3 separate regions of the Mus musculus genome follow, and regions 2 and 3 are each linked to region 1. Evidence: chromatin loops called from intact Hi-C (ENCODE). Cell type or tissue: heart. All regions are shown on one strand.

The links. Hi-C counts contacts between places; a loop is a spot of excess contacts. Peaks named below come from ENCODE experiments on the same cell type or tissue, not always from the same donor. Only the 100,000 strongest peaks of a DNase experiment are listed, where the experiment ranks them.
Region 2: a loop joins it to region 1, with 2.2 times the contacts of the local background. A loop is called at or near these places in 16 of 42 quality-filtered maps.
Region 3: it touches region 1 in a loop (7-fold over the local background); 15 of 42 quality-filtered maps call a loop at or near these places.

Annotation. Positions count from the first base shown.
Region 1 is chr7:12,919,916-12,924,915 of GRCm38, forward strand. It overlaps Rps5 (ribosomal protein S5), which reads left to right and starts at 2,396. Exons shown (of 6, transcript NM_009095.2): 1 at 2,396-2,473; 2 at 3,058-3,166. The coding sequence starts at 3,059. In heart, a CTCF peak has its summit at 2,238; a DNase peak (open chromatin) is centred at 2,246; H3K4me3 peaks cover 2,880 bases; H3K27ac peaks cover 2,113 bases.
Region 2 is chr7:13,031,902-13,036,901 of GRCm38, forward strand. It overlaps Chmp2a (charged multivesicular body protein 2A), which reads right to left and starts at 2,876. Exons shown (of 6, transcript NM_026885.3): 1 at 2,734-2,876; 2 at 1,928-2,141; 3 at 741-920; 4 at 534-664; 5 at 388-449; 6 at 105-301. The coding sequence starts at 2,095. The coding sequence ends at 174. It overlaps Ube2m (ubiquitin-conjugating enzyme E2M), which reads right to left. Exons shown (of 6, transcript NM_145578.3): 2 at 4,665-4,759; 3 at 4,533-4,571; 4 at 4,311-4,414; 5 at 3,941-4,004; 6 at 3,219-3,853. The coding sequence ends at 3,713. In heart, no CTCF peak of the experiment used is centred here; a DNase peak (open chromatin) is centred at 2,870; H3K4me3 peaks cover 3,204 bases; H3K27ac peaks cover 2,581 bases.
Region 3 is chr7:12,975,714-12,980,713 of GRCm38, forward strand. Zfp446 (zinc finger protein 446) reads left to right here and starts at 2,135. Exons shown (of 6, transcript NM_175558.4): 1 at 2,135-2,399; 2 at 3,285-3,665; 3 at 3,738-3,933; 4 at 4,172-4,266. The coding sequence starts at 2,139. In heart, no CTCF peak of the experiment used is centred here; DNase peaks (open chromatin) are centred at 2,138, 2,458, 3,598 and 3,818; H3K4me3 peaks cover 2,321 bases; H3K27ac peaks cover 2,796 bases.

The DNA.
Region 1 (5,000 bases):
CCCAGTGCTGGGATTAAAGGCGTGCGCCACCAAGTGCCTGGCTCTTTCCAAGAATTTCTAAGGGTGGGAGCTGGAGAGATGGCTCAGCAGTCATTCTTAAAGTTTCCATCCCTAGCACCCACCTCAGGTTTATAAACCACCATAACCCCAGCTCCAAAGGATCTATCACATTTTTCTGGCCTTCTTAGACCCCATGTACACATGCTTTACTTACGGGGAAAAATTTTTTTTAAAGAATTTTAAGGGTGCTGATTGTAACGATGCATTCCTTTAATCACAACTCTAGAGAGCCAGAGTCAGGCAGATCAATGAGTTCAAGGTCAGCCTGGTCTAAAGAGCAATTTGAAAGCCAGCCATGACTACATAATCGGACTTTGTCTCAAAATACTAATAACAATGCTATTGGTTTTGGTTGGGAGTTTGTTTGTTTGTTTTTGTTTGTGGTAGAATCTTATGTAGCCCAAACTGGTCATAAACTCACTATGGAGTGGAAGGTGGCCCCGAACTTCTGGTCCTCCTGCTTCCAGCTCCCAAATGCTGGTAAGCAAACTTAATTTTATCTGTGCAAATCAATTTCTGCAGCATTTCTCTTTTTTTTTTTTTTTTTTTTTTTTTTTTTTTGGGTTTTCGAGACAGGGTTTCTCTGTGTAGCCCTGGCTGTCCTGGAACTCACTCTGTAGACCAGGCTGGCCTCGAACTCAGAAATCCGCCTGTCTCTGCCTCCCATGTGCTGGGATTAAAGACGTGCACCACCACTGCCCGGCTACAGCATTTCTCTTAACCTATGGCCCATATTCAGGAGCCCCTCATCTGCCCTCTGTCACCTAGTAGGTAATACGGAGTCTATAAAAACATCCATTATCAATCACTGTAGTGCAATGTCAGCTTTCAAAGATAAGTAGGGTGATACCCCCAACAACAACGATAAAATTAGGTAAGATTCCCGAAATCCCAGTTTTCCCTCCCTCCACACACACAAGGTATGAACTGAGATATAGAGAAGAAAACGGGGTGAGAATCTCTCTTCTCTCTCTCTCCCTCCCTCTTTCCTCTTCTCTCCTCTCCCCTCCCTTCTCTCCTTATGTTTGTTGACACCTTTCCTCTCTTCTCTTCTCTCTCTCTCCCTCCCTCCCTCTTTCCTCTTCTCTCCTCTCCCTTCCCTTCTCTCCTTATGTTTGTTGACACCTTTCCTCTCTTCTCTCTTCTCTTCTCTCTCCCTCCCTCCCTCCCTCTTTCCTCTTCTCTCCTCTCCCTTCCCTTCTCTCCTTATGTTTGTTGACACCTTTCCTCTCTTCTCTCTTCTCTTCTCTCTCCCTCCCTCCCTCCCTCTTTCCTCTTCTCTCCTCTCCCCTCCCTTCTCTCCTTATGTTTGTTGACACCTTTCCTCTCTTCTCTCTCTTCTCTTCTCTCTCCCTCCCTCCCTCTTTCCTCTTCTCTCCCTCCTCTCCTTATGTTTGCTGACACCTTTCCTCTCTTCTCTCTCTTCTCTTCTCTCTCCCTCCCTCCCTCCCTCCCTCCCTCTTTCCTCTTCTCTCCTCTCCCCTCCCTCCTCTCCTTATGTTTCATCCCAGCAGTTGGGAGGAGCAGAGGCAGATGAATCAGCCTGGTCTAAAGAGCGAGTTCCTGGACAGCCGGTGCTACAAGGAGAAACCCTGTCTCCAAAACAAACAAACAAACAAACCCACCCCTGGGGGTGAACCTGCTGGCAAGGTCTCTCCCTTATTAGTACCAAATCACTGGGATCTCAGATAAGTAAGTCACCTAGGAGATCCCCGGGCTGCCAACCCCTCCAGGACTCCCCTCTATGTATCCCTCCCCGGGGAGGTTCACGAATGGCGGTCGGAATCTACTGTCCGCGATTGAACCTGAGGAAAAAAAGCCCAGACAAGCGTGGCCAGAGTGATTAAAAAGGAAGTGATCCCATACCGGAAGCCTGGGACCCGCCGAGCATGGCTTGCGGGAGGGGAGAGGGTGGGGCCCGTGCTTGTGAACCCGGATCGGTGGTAACCACAGGACCCGACTCCATTATTTTGGTGAGAAAATGTGAGCCGAGCTGGTTGCCCTAGCTAAGAATCCACCGTCCATGGTTCCTGGGTTTTGCAGCCTAATTACGGAGAGCGTGGACTGGACGTCAGCACTACTTAGATATGGCGGCGTCGGTCTCACCAAAGTTTCTGCGCATGTGCGCCGACTCAGAAGCCTAGCTAGTACTTCAGAGGTCCGCCAGAAGACGGGCGTGGCGCTGTTTCTAAAAGTGCGCATGCTTTACCCGGCTCAAAGGGCGCCTCTCATCCTAGCGCTTGATTGGTTGGTGAGCACGCTGTTTTCATCTGCGCGTGCGTCTCTACCTCTGACCCGGAAGTTTTCGCTTTGCATAAAAGCGCTAGTCCGCTGCGCGCGGCCTCTTCCTGTCTGTATCAGGGCGGCGCGTGGTCCACGCCGAGCGACTGAGAAGCCCAGTCTGCGCCCTCAGGTGAGGCTGCGGAGGGACACGGAGTTCAGAAGAGGTGACCATGAGTGTTCTAAGGCACATCTGGGGGGCCGGAGGCCGAACCTGAAGCCTGGGCGTGACCGCTTGGATCTCACCGTTTCTCTGCGAAAAAGGGTGCCTAGGGAAACTCGGCACGGGCCGAGTTAGTCTTCGCCTCTTGTTTGCACTGTTTTGACTTCATACTTTGCACACACGGGACTCCAGGGAAATCACTTGGGTCATATACCATAAACATAAATCTAGGTTTGCTTAGTTTTGTGATGACTCTTTTGCTCAGTACACGTTCTAAGTGCACAACGGAAATCTGATGGGAGCTGATGAGTATACGGCTTCATGAACCATCATACTGTGGTCCATGTACCAGCTGATTAGCGGGGTGACTGCCGAGTTACTTTAGAATCCTGAGTGGTTTTCCTGGGTTTGGAGAGCTGTTCAAAGCTTTCTGGGTCTCCCCTTCATGTCCCAGTTTGCCACAAAGTGAGAGTTCGTCTGAAGAGTTTGGGGTCAGAGTGACTGCTCCAGCATGTCTAGGCAGTAACGGTTTCTTGCCATTCTCCTGTCCCCAGGATGACTGAGTGGGAAGCAGCCACACCAGCGGTGGCAGAGACCCCTGACATCAAGCTCTTTGGGAAATGGAGCACTGATGACGTGCAGATCAACGATATTTCTCTGCAGGTAAAAGGAACTTAATGATTGTTCTTTGTGATGATTTTTTTAATTGAGACCAGGTGTGGATGAGCTTCTAGTTCAGAAAAGGGCATAAAACAACCAGTGGATGTACAAGACAGGTAGAAGAGCAATAACTGGACAGCTACACCCACGCCTAATACAAACTGGCACTAAAAGATGTTAGAGTGTGGTTTTTATCCCGTATTTTTCTAATCGTGTGTCTCTTGAGACAGAGTCAGGGTCTTGCTGTGTAGCCCTTGCTGGCTGCCTGGAGCTCTTTGAGATCTTGCCTCTGTCTCCCATGTGCCACTACACCTGACTTGATGTCCCCTTTCGTTTGTATATTCAGTTAGTGGGTATCAATTGAAAAGATGGCTTTAGTCAACTGAACCATGTTGGCACCCTTGTCAAAAGCAGTTGGTAAGCTGCTATCAGCCTACAGCAAGAGGAATTTGAGTATGAGACCAGTTGGTGCTATGAATGTTCCCTGCTGCCCTCCCCTGAAAAATGTCAGTTGGCTATGGGTACTGTTATGGCTAAGTTAGTATGGGAGCTATTTGCTTTGCCCTCATAACCCATTTTGAGGTAATCTCATATAGCTGAGACTGGCCTGAAACCCTGTCTAGTGGAAAAAGCTAATATCTGCATTCTGTCCCGAGTGCTGGGATTGAAGGTATATATCACCATTCCAAGTTTATCCCACTACTTGACATTGAACCCAGGGCTTTTTACAAAGCAAGCACCCTACCAACTCAGCTATATCTTTCGGCCCAGTTGTCTATTTTGTTCAAAGGAATTAAAGTATGTCTACTGTCTGTAAAGATACCACAGAATGAGCTTGTAAGGTGGTTCAGCCTATAAAGACAGTTACCACAAAGCCTGACAATATAAGTTTAATCCTTTGAATCCAAGGTAGAAGAATAGAACTGACAGCTGCAAATTGTCCCCTGACTTGCGTACATGCCCAAAATAGAAGGGAAAAAGAAACAGCAGGACCTAGGCATTAATCTAAAAGATTTTCAGTCTTGTCTAGTGAGTGTTTAGTTTACTTTGTGAGTTTATTTGGGGAGGTCTGCAATCCTTTTTGTGTTAGCGATTAGAGCCAGGGCTTTTTCACATGCTAGGCCAACACACATTGTTACTGAGACACAGTGTGTACACACTTCGAACTTCTTAGGCAACAGGTAGGTTAATAAATGTGGTTTTGTCTCACAGGTGGTCCAGAATAATCTGTCAAGTGCTGGTGTGCTGCCAAGTGTCCTTAAACTACACAGGACAGCCCTCCCTTCTTTGAGGAGTCCCAAGTGTCCTTAGCATCTTGAATCAATGGTGTGTGCATTTAAGCCCAGCACTCTGGCAGATCTCTAAGTATAGGACCACACTGTACTACATAGTGAATTCCAGGGCTACATGGGAGACTCTTTAAAAAATATCCATACTGAGCCGGGTGTGGTGGCGCACGCCTTTAATCCCAGCACTTGGGAGGCAGAGGCAGGAGGATTTCTGAGTTCGAGGCCAGCCTGGTCTACAGAGTGAGTTCCAGGACAGCCAGGACTACACAGAGAAACCCTGTCTTGAAAAAACAAACAAACAAAATATATCCATAGTAACATTTTTTTAAAATAATGTAGTTATTTTTATGTGTAGTGATGTTCTGTCTGTGAGGTTGTCAAATCTGCTGAAGTTACAGACAGTTGTGAGTTGCCGTGGGGGTTCTTGGAATAGAAGTTGAGTTCTTTGGAAGAGCAGTCAAAACTCTGAGCCATCTCTGCGGCCCCCCAAGCCCCAGACAGGGTTTCTCTGTAGTGTTGGTTGTCCTGTAACTGTGGAACAGGCTGGC
Region 2 (5,000 bases), 110 kb after region 1:
GAGCCTGCACCTGAGCGTGCTCAGAGCCTTTTGTATTAAGCACAATCATCTTCACTCGAGCCTGGAATTTGGGTCCCATTGTCACTAGTCATAAGCTCACAGCCTTGGTAAATTAGTGTCCAAATTTCTTTATTACAGGGGGACAGGATGCACTGAGTTGGGGTGGGGTGTTTTCAGTCCCTGCGAAGGTTCTTGAGCCTCTCTTCCAGGTCTGCATCAGCATCAGCCAGGGCTGAGGCTGTGGCCTCTGCTTTCTTCCCACCAGCTGCCACACTGAGTGAGCCTCCAGTGGAGGGAAGGTCTGCAGAGAGAGTTGAGGGTCAAGGGCTGTGCTTTGTGTTGTGGCTGAGCTTTGGGTGGGAAAATAGGTGGATTTGGAACACTCACTTGACAGCTCATCTGTGAGGCTCAGTCCCAGCTCATCCAGGACCTGGGACACAACAGCATCACTAGGAAAGAAAAAGAACTCATCAGGACTACGAATGGGTAAGGGTCCTGGTAAATATCCCTGCCTTCCTGTCAAAGTCTCACACCTCTCCTCTTCATCTTCCTCATCACCCATGGCATCATCAATTGCGTCATTCATCATTTCTTCCTTCATGTCCATGATCTCTGCCTGCCGTTCAAACTCCATCATGATCTTCTGGATCTGGGGTAATTTCAGCTGGAAGAAGGCAGGGAGGGTAAGTGACCTGCTTGAAGGTCAATGGGGATGGGAAAGTGGATTGGGAGGGACAAACCTGTCTGTTCATAGTGCCCATGGCCTTAGTAACACCCTTCATGGCTTGTGCCATTGAGTTGTTGGATTTTAGAGTCTGTATCTTGAGGGACACAGCTTGGATGTTGGCCCGCATCAACACAAACTTGCGTACATATCTCCGGGTACGCACCAGGTCTTTTGCCATGATTCGAACAGCATCCTGCCGAGTGGGCAAGAGAAGGATGACGCTGTGAGGTTATACTTAAGGTCACTTGCCCCTCCAAAATCTCACCCCTCTCTTAGGGATATCACTCCTCAGCCCATATATAGCCCAAAGTAGCCTCCTACTGACAATTCTGCCTCAAACCTCCCTTAATGAGGGGACTATAGGCATTGGCTACTAACCTAAGTATAGGAATGTGTATATAAAAGGCCTAGGCTCAGTACCTATTTCCTTCAATGTACAGAGTCACCTCCAGGATATCCACAACCTTTTTATTCAATTTGCACTCCTAGACTGTATCAAGAATCTGTCTTGGGAGCCGGGCAGTGGTGGCACACGCCTTTAATCCCAGCACTTGGGAGGCAGAGGCAAGTGGATTTCTGAGTTCGAGGCCAACCTGGTCTACAGATGAGTGCCAGGACAGCCAGGGTTACATAGAGAAACCCTGTCTCCCCCCCCCCCCCCAAAAAGAATCTGTCTTTGGCCAGGGATATGACTGAGGTAGGGCCCTGCCCCATATTTACAAAATCCTGGAGTCCCTGGCAGTGAATTAAAAAAAGACGTTCATCCAGGTTGTATCTAGAACCACATACAAATCCATTCAAGGTGCAGCTTCTATTCCCTACCTAAATGTTGCTGGCACAGCCCCAGGAAATAACCACCTCTGAGCAATTGTTCTTGTCCTTACTCCCATCCTTAACTCTTGCCTATTCATCACAGCTCACACTGCAACCTACATTTCTGTGTGTCTGGTCCACCTCTACTCCTTAGCTCTCTTGGTCTCCCAGTTTGCTACTTGACTTGGCAACATTTGGCTGTCGTGATGGCTAGCTTTCTGGAAGCTCACTTGTACTATCTGTGAAGAGGTCCTCCCTGACACCCCAAATTGGGAAATTACTGTTAACCCTTCATGATAGTTTGCTCAAAGCACTGTTTCACTGTTATCCTTAAAACAATGACTGAGACGGCACCTTGCTTCGTGTCCCATATCACTTGACACTTACCATCTGGCCTTGCTTTGCCATCTTTTTGATGTCCGCAATGATTTTCTTTTCCTGGGTTTCTAGTTTCTGTCGTTCCCTGTCCAGTTCTCTCATGGCTCGGTTCAGGGCCCTCTGGTTTTGCCGAAGTAGTTCCTCTGGCGTCTTCCGGCGCCCAAACAACAGGTCCATGGTGGTAAGACTCCACCAGCAGGTCTGGGACAACCGTCAGAACTAGCTGTAGAGTGCAGGGCCCAGGGCAGCAAAAGACAGAAAGGGTCACATAAGTAGATAGGGTGTAGAAACTGGAGGTACGCTTGAGTAGTCAAAAAGGATTAGCCGGTGAGAACTAGTTATACATTTCTGACTCAAGCACACCCACTCTACTCTCTGCTCTGCTTCCACAGACGATGGGGCAAGCCTGTTTCTGACTTAAGGGTGTGGTTCTGAACTGTTCCAGGGACCCAGACCTGAGTAGGCACATCAAGGTGATTGAGTACTGAGGAGGGGGTAGTTGTGAGGCCCCTCGACAAGGGAGGATAGAATGGAGTAGGTTCTGAAATGTGAAGTTGGGCCCTAAGGTGGGGTAATGGGCATGAATGCCAAGGAAACCAGGCTCGCGGGCGTAGGAGTGACGTTCTCAGGCTCAGGACGTGACAGACACTGAACAGGTCTTGGAGATGTTGAGCCTGCGTACCGAGGGCAGGAAGAGGTGAAGACCTCGATGTGGGTAGGGACAGGCGGACCGCGCGGCATCCGATGCCTCGGCCCAAAGCCCCCTCCTACGCTGCCTACCAAACGGGACCTGCGGCTCAGCAGAGACCACTCACCGGAGCCGAGAGAACGATGGGTTTCCGCTTCCGGGTCACGCCTCTACCCCTCCGAAGCCTTGAGACTCCACCAACGACAACCCCTCGGTTCGGTAGCCCCTGCTGCGGCCGCCGTTTCCGGATTAAGCGACCTGACGTCACACGACCCACCCTCTCCGGGAATGCTGGGAAGTGCTAGGACGCACGCGCACAGCCAGCCACAGAAGCGCATGCGCAAAGGGCCACGCACCTCAGCAGAAGGTACAGGTCCCACCCAAGCCAGCCTCACAGGCCCATGGCGGGAGCACAGCTCGACTGGCTATTCATTCTGGAAGGCCCATACTCCACCCACTTTTGGGCAGTTAATAAATGGCATTTTAGCAAGTGCTTGGCTCGAACCAAATTAGGCCCACACATGGCATAAAGGGGCAAGCCTGGAAATGACTTGTAGGCTCCCTTATGTTGGTGTAAGGTCCAGGAGCTGAAATTAGCCGATTCTTCCATTGCTTGCACCTCATCCCAGTGAGTGGTCCCACCCAATCCACGGCCACATTTATCTTCATTATAGACGCTGGTGGACCTCACTTGTACCTCCCACCCCACAGAAGGAAGAGGCAGAGGCCATGCAGTAACATTCCCCTTTAATAGCCTGGTGGGACCTCCAGTGGTGGTGGGGTGGGTTGCTTGGGCCTAGCGACCCAGGCCCATTGCCCACTTACCCCACAGTCAAGAGTGGGGAGTTGGACAGCACCCAGCGGGAGGGGGGGGGCGCTAAACAAGCCAATTCATTTCCCATCGCTGAGCAGGTCGGGGGGGAGGCAGCACCGACCATAATCACGTGGTGGTCAAAAAAAAAATAACTAGGGGCAGGTGACAGGGAAGAGAGGCAAGGCCAAGGCAGGGGCCAAGGCTACCCCACACACCTTACCCGGGCCCCCAATAAATATTTGCAGGGGATGCCTGGGCCGGTAACCCTGGCAGGGATGGGTAATTGCTAACCCTATTTCAGGCAGCGCTCGAAGTAGGTGGACCCGATGTAACCACCTCTCATGGAGCGCTGCACATTTTGTTCAAACAGCCGCCGGTTGTTCTGCAGGACCTCAGCAGCCTCCTTGTTCAGTGGGTCCTCAGGGTTCGGCTCCTGTGGCCGGTACAAGTGGAAGTCAACAGGCAAGAGAGAGGCAGATGGCCAACAAACCCTCAGCTTCAAATGCCTAACCCTACTTACCAAGAAGAGATACTGCAGGCCATAAATTATGGAGTTTATCGTAAGGACTGGCTTCCAGTCCTCTCTGTGGGCAGAGAGCATCAAGGTTATCAGGGGCTGGTGAGTGGGAGGCTGCTACAGGCCCTGCTAATACTGAACAGGTTAGGCCCATAGAAGGCCTTTTAACATTGAAGTGTGAGATCTAAGAGTGAAGATACGGGACAGGGCAGGACACAGAGAAAGCCAAGGTCAGGTCATTAGAAAAACAACTAAGACAGAAACAGATTGACCATAAAGGGGAGGGAAGGACAGAGATAGATGCAGTGTCCACAGAAGGCTGAGGATACCTGGAAGGCAGGTCTTGGGAGGGAAAGGAAGGCAGTGCCCTCACCTGAGGATGTTGAGGCAGACGTTGCCCTCGAGGTCAATGTTGGGATGATAAACCATTGTTTCACACTTCACCTTGGGAGGGTCATGTGGGTAACCCTGTCCCACCTGGCTCCAGAAAAAGAGAAAGGAGATGGGAAGGTGTAAAAAGAGAAAGGAGATGGGAAGGTGTTTTGGTTGTACCCAGTCTTCTCCACAGAGCTACCTTTGTACACTTGAGACTCACCTTAAAGCTGAATACAAACTTGCCACTTTTGTAGAAGCCCTGGAAGAGGAAGGGGGAGAGTGAATGAAGACCCTACTCTTATGGGGCCACCCCTGGTCTGTTCTTGGGAATCCTGCCCTGTTTTACTCTTACTTCATCAGGACAGATCACCAGCTTGAAGTTGAGGAGGTCGTCTGGGTCTGAGAAGCTGATGTCACACGTCTTGGGCAGGTTCAGCTCGTTAATGTCTAGGTTTGGACAGCATGGAAAGGGAGAGAAACAGGTAAAAGAAAGGAGGTCTGGGCATGTGTCAGCAGAACCCATAAGTTCGCTTTCTAGACCTGAAGAGCTTTGTGTGGTGTACTTTAACTCAGTCTGTACTACTCCATATTCTTTCCACTTTCCAGTCTCTACGTGGACTCTTCTGGATACACAGTATCCCATATACAAGCATCTTCAAGTATAACTGCCCATCTCTTGGGAAAACCC
Region 3 (5,000 bases), 56 kb after region 1:
ATGAGAAATATATATATATATATATATATATATATATATATATATATTCTGTTTTCTGCTCAGTTCTCTGCTGCTTCTCACCTGAAATACAACCACCTTCTGAGTTTTTCCCTCCCAATAAATCTCTTGTCTGAGGTTTGTTGTATATTGTGACTTTGTGGTATTTCCTGGCTCCCAACTTCCAGGATACCTTTCCTTTCAGAGCTGTAACACTGCCACTGGGGAAGGCTTCTCCCCTTCCTCCCCAGAGCTGGAACATTTACAAGAAGATGGGTGACTGAAGAATCTCAAACCTAATTAACTTTTTTTTGTTTGTTTTGTTTTGTTTTTCGAGACAGGGTTTCTCTGTGTAGCCCTGGCTGTCCTGGAACTCACTCTGTAGACCAGGCTAGCCTCAAACTCAGAAATCTGCCTGCCTCTGCCTCCTGAGTGCCCTAATCAACTTTTTACCTTAAAATTTATCATTTCTAAGATCACACATGGGCTGGAGAGATGGCTCAGTGGTTAAGAACACTGACTGCTCTTCCAAAGGTCCTGAGTTCAAATCCCAGCAACCACATGGTGGCTAACAACCATCTGAAATGAAATCTGATGCCCTCTTCTGGAGTGTCTGAAGACAGTAACAGTATAGTTACATATAATAAATAAATATTTAAAAAAAAAAAAAAGATCACACACAGTTAGGCAAGAACGACTGGTGACCAAAATGTCTCCCCAATCCAAGAGGAAACTTGAACACCCCAGTACCATAGACCTAGCTATCTGTTATAAATTTTATTTTGTTACCCTAAGAGCTAGGTCAGTAGGTCACCACAGGCCCTCTACTTTAAGACAGCTGAGAGGCTAACCTGGGGGAACTTAGATCCTGCCTCAAAAGATAAAATGTTTCATGGTTACATTGGCCAACCTAATATAACCATTATAATTAAGGACTGAGTTGGGGCTAGCTCAATGATAGTTTACCTATTAAATATGTGGTCTTAGATTTAATGGCCTGAACAAGGGAGAAATAAAGATGGTAATGGTCATGTCAAGCCCAGGGGTAAGATGTATACCATCACAAGACTCAACCAGGTCTATCCTGTGGCACATAGAAGGCTTAGAAACCAGCCTAGCAGGGAGGTGAGCACTAGAACAAAGGTGTTTCCAAGAGAGCTTTCTGGGAACCCCCTTAGGCCCCCTTAGCGCTTCTCCTCAATAGGTAGGTGGTGAGAGTTGTGTCCAGAGAATCTGTAAAAGACAAATTCTACCGACAGAACTGCTCAGGAGTTTTGGATGTAGAGAACCGCTGCTCTCTACAGTAGCTGCCAAGGAGAAGGTTCCTGGGTAGCAGAAGAAACCCAAGTAGGCAGATCGAGTTCAGGATTGAATGGTTTATATCACAGTCCAGCCACTTGATATGTGGAAATAAAACTAAGCCCATCTGCAATTAAGCTAAAAAGCCTCTAACTGTCGGATATGGGGGCCCATGCCTTTAATCTCAGCGAATGGGAGAAAGACTGGCAGAACTATTGAGTGAGCTCCAGGCTAGCTAGTAGGGTCTACAGAGTGAGTTCCAGGACAGCCAAGGACTTTTATTCTTTAAAGGCCCCATTCCCCCACAAACAAACAAAATGCCATCAACTGCCCATTGGGAGAAAAAAAATAAATATAAGTCATCTTGTCTAACTACATCCTCCTAAGTAAGGGTTGAGTATACCTCGTAATTTTAATCAGAAACCTCCGTCCTTATTTTCAGTAATGTTATCTGAAGACTATTAGTGAGGGTTGGTAATTACATGGTTACCTCCTCTGAGCACTTGTTCACCTGTAGGCCTACTGTCTCCACAATATCCAGGGAGCTTAACGGAGATCCGATGGAGGCCATACTGAGTTTTTCTCGCCCACCACCGCCTTTCACCTGGATTCCCAACGGGATTGTCTAGAACAGTCTGGACTCAAGAGGCCAAGGAGCCTCCACCTAGGCCTTCTCCGAGGCAGGGGGACCCTTACAGCTTAACTCAGAGAACAGCAAGAGGCCCTAAGTTGTGCGCTAGCTGTTACCTAGGAGACACAAGGAGCGAGAGTCCTTCCGGGAGCGCTAGCTCTGATTGGTCAGGATGCCTCTCTGGCCAATAGAAACCAGGTCCGTTGCGCACATGCGTAAGGAGGCTAACCCACAGTCGGCTCCGTCCTACGTGAGTCCTACGGCTGCGGTTGCAAGAGAAGAACGGCTGCCAAGTCAGGAGTGGGAACCCCCCCCGGAACTCTGCAGCAACGCGACCCCAAGGAGAGGAGCGAAGAGTCTCGCGCGTGAGAGGCCTTGGAAGCGTGCTGTCGTTCTTGCTGAGGCTCACGGGAGACGTAGTCCGAGCGAAGGGGGCCGATCCGGCGGAGCAGATGCAGGATTGGCCGGGCTGGTAGGGCAACGCGCGAGGCGGGGCGTTCTCTGAGTGGCAGTGGGACGTGCTCGGTGTCACTTCCTGGAAGTGCCCCAACCTCCTGGGGCTCTCCCACGCGTCAGAGGTGAGCTCACTCCTAGCTGGGCGGGCGCAGCTTCATAATCCGGCTCCTCGGATCACCGAGAGCACCTCCCAGCCGTCGGACCCACCCCTTTCCTGTGTCAGAGCCTGACACCCCAACTCTTGAGTTTCTCCAGAGCAGGACGGATGTCCCAAGAGAGCCGATTTAAAACCAGAATCTTAAGAGCTGGGACACAGGTTCCAGTTTACAACTCCACACAAAACGGGGCTGTTTGATTTTGGCTTTTGTTTCAGGGTTTCACATGCGTAGTAAGCTGAGGCAGTATGAGGCATCCACAATTCAGCTGCGATCAGCGAGCTGTGCCTCCCAACCCATAATAAGCTCCTGAGAATGCACCCAGGCTTTCAGCTCTGCCCCAGGTCTTGTACCTGTGTCTCAGAGCCAACTCTTCAGCTAGCACAGTGGTCTGCCTCCTGTCTGAAGCCTCAGGGCTCCAGGTCACCCAGGATGATGGTCCCACCCCCCTTCCCTCCGTGTCCTGCTTGACCCTTTGTCTACTGGATGAGCCACTTTCATCTCCCAGGAGCCCTGTGTTGTACCCAAATGTTTGAGCCCGTCATTTGCAGTTTTCTAGAAGGTCCCTGGACATTCCACCCAGTCATTTATCTTCAAAACAAAATACAGCTGCTCAACTGCTGTGGGGCTGCACCTCCCATGACCTTCTTTGAAGTTCTCCTGGCCTCAGGGTTCTCTTTTCCGGCTTCTAGGAGGGGTCTGGTGTGTGTCTTCTGACCTTAGATGACATTCTTCCTTTTCTGTAGGTCCCTCTGTCACCTCCAAAAAGACCCTTCAAAACAAGAATGCCATCTCCTCGGGGTACCCCACACCTATCCCTCAGAGACTCCAGGACCACCCTTGAGGAGCCTGAGGCTGCACGACTCCGTTTCCGGGGTTTCTGCTATGAGGAGGTTGAGGGACCCCGAGAGGCACTGGCCCAGCTTCGAGAGTTGTGTCACCAGTGGCTACAGCCTGAGTCATCCTCCAAAGAACACATAATAGAGTTGCTGATTTTGGAACAGTTCCTGGGTGTGTTGCCCCCTGAGATCCAGGCCTGGGTTCGAGGGCAGCGACCAGGAAGCCCCGAGGAGGCCGCAGTTCTTGTTGAGGGGCTGCAGCATGATCCTGGGCAGCTGCTGGGCTGGGTGAGTGAAATGACATTAGCTTCTTAGAAGGACAGATCGAAGGGAGAGCCCCTGTGACATGATTCTCTTCAGATCACAGCCCACATCCTGAAGCCAAAGATGCTTCCTCTAGTCCAGAAGGAGTCCTCAGGGAGTCACCACATCTCAGCAGCAACGGAGTCCTCCAAGGCAGGCCTTGCGGAGGCACCGCTGAAGGCCGGGATAGATCGATCTACCCAGATCAGTTGCAGTGTGAAGGAGGAAGTCAGTGCTGATGGGCAGGAGATGGGTGAGGGAATGCAACATGTGAACTTCAAATCCCTGGGGTGGGGATGGGGGTAGGGGTGAGGTCAGAGCACGGTGTCAGGGCTGCAGCTCCTAAACTGAGTCTGACAATCCCAGCTGAGATAGGGACTCTGGAGAGACCATAAAGCTGGATCCCTGAGAAGAATGGGGTCACTTCCCCCATGTCACATGGCAGAGGCAGGCCAAAGGTCAATGCAGTGACAACTGCCTCTCTTCCTCAGTATCTCCAAGTGCCCTCCTTTCAACCCAGGATTCCGAGGGACATCTTGAACATCAGGAAACGGTCTCCATATCCTTCCAAACAGGAAGGATCCAGGTAAACAGCCTCTCGCAGGAACTGCAGGCCATGTGTGGGGGAGGGGATTACCCCTGGTGGCTGTGTTCTGCCCTGTAGTTTTGTAGGATCCCCTGCCAGTGACTCATGCGCTTTTTACTGCTTCTGAGTAGTAAATACCTTCCCTCCCACCAAGTCCTAAGAGCTGAAGAATAGACCGGTAGAATCGAACTAGAAAGGATTTAGGCCCCAGGTCCAGGGTGTCTAGAACTGGCGGGCATGGCTTCCTCACTTCCAGAGAAGTCAGTTACTGGAAAGGTTTGTGGTATGAGCCAGCTGTTATGTGTACGGTTGGAGAGGTGTCCTGCAGTCCTGAGGTCAGATCAAGATACTCTTCCCGAACATTCCTCGAATCCCTTCTACTGCTCTTCTCAGTGTACAGTGGCATGGAACCTGAGCTTACCCCACTACCCGAGTGTATATAGTTAACGTGGAGGGGGTAGGGATCTGTGCTCTCCAGGTTCCTTCTGCTTCCGAGCCCCTCCCTTCCCCAGTAGGATGCCTAGTTAGGGTGTGCTTCAAGGTTAAGAATCCCTTCTCTGACCCCTCTCTGGTGTCTTCCTCCATTCCAGACAGTAGTACCAACTCTCGATGTAACTATGGCTGCCACCTCCCTTTCTCCAGATTTGCTTTGGCTTGTCCTTCGAGGTTTTTTTCTCAACCTATCAAAGACCTATATGGCAGATTTCAGGGCAAGGAATTTTTTTCCTTGGTAA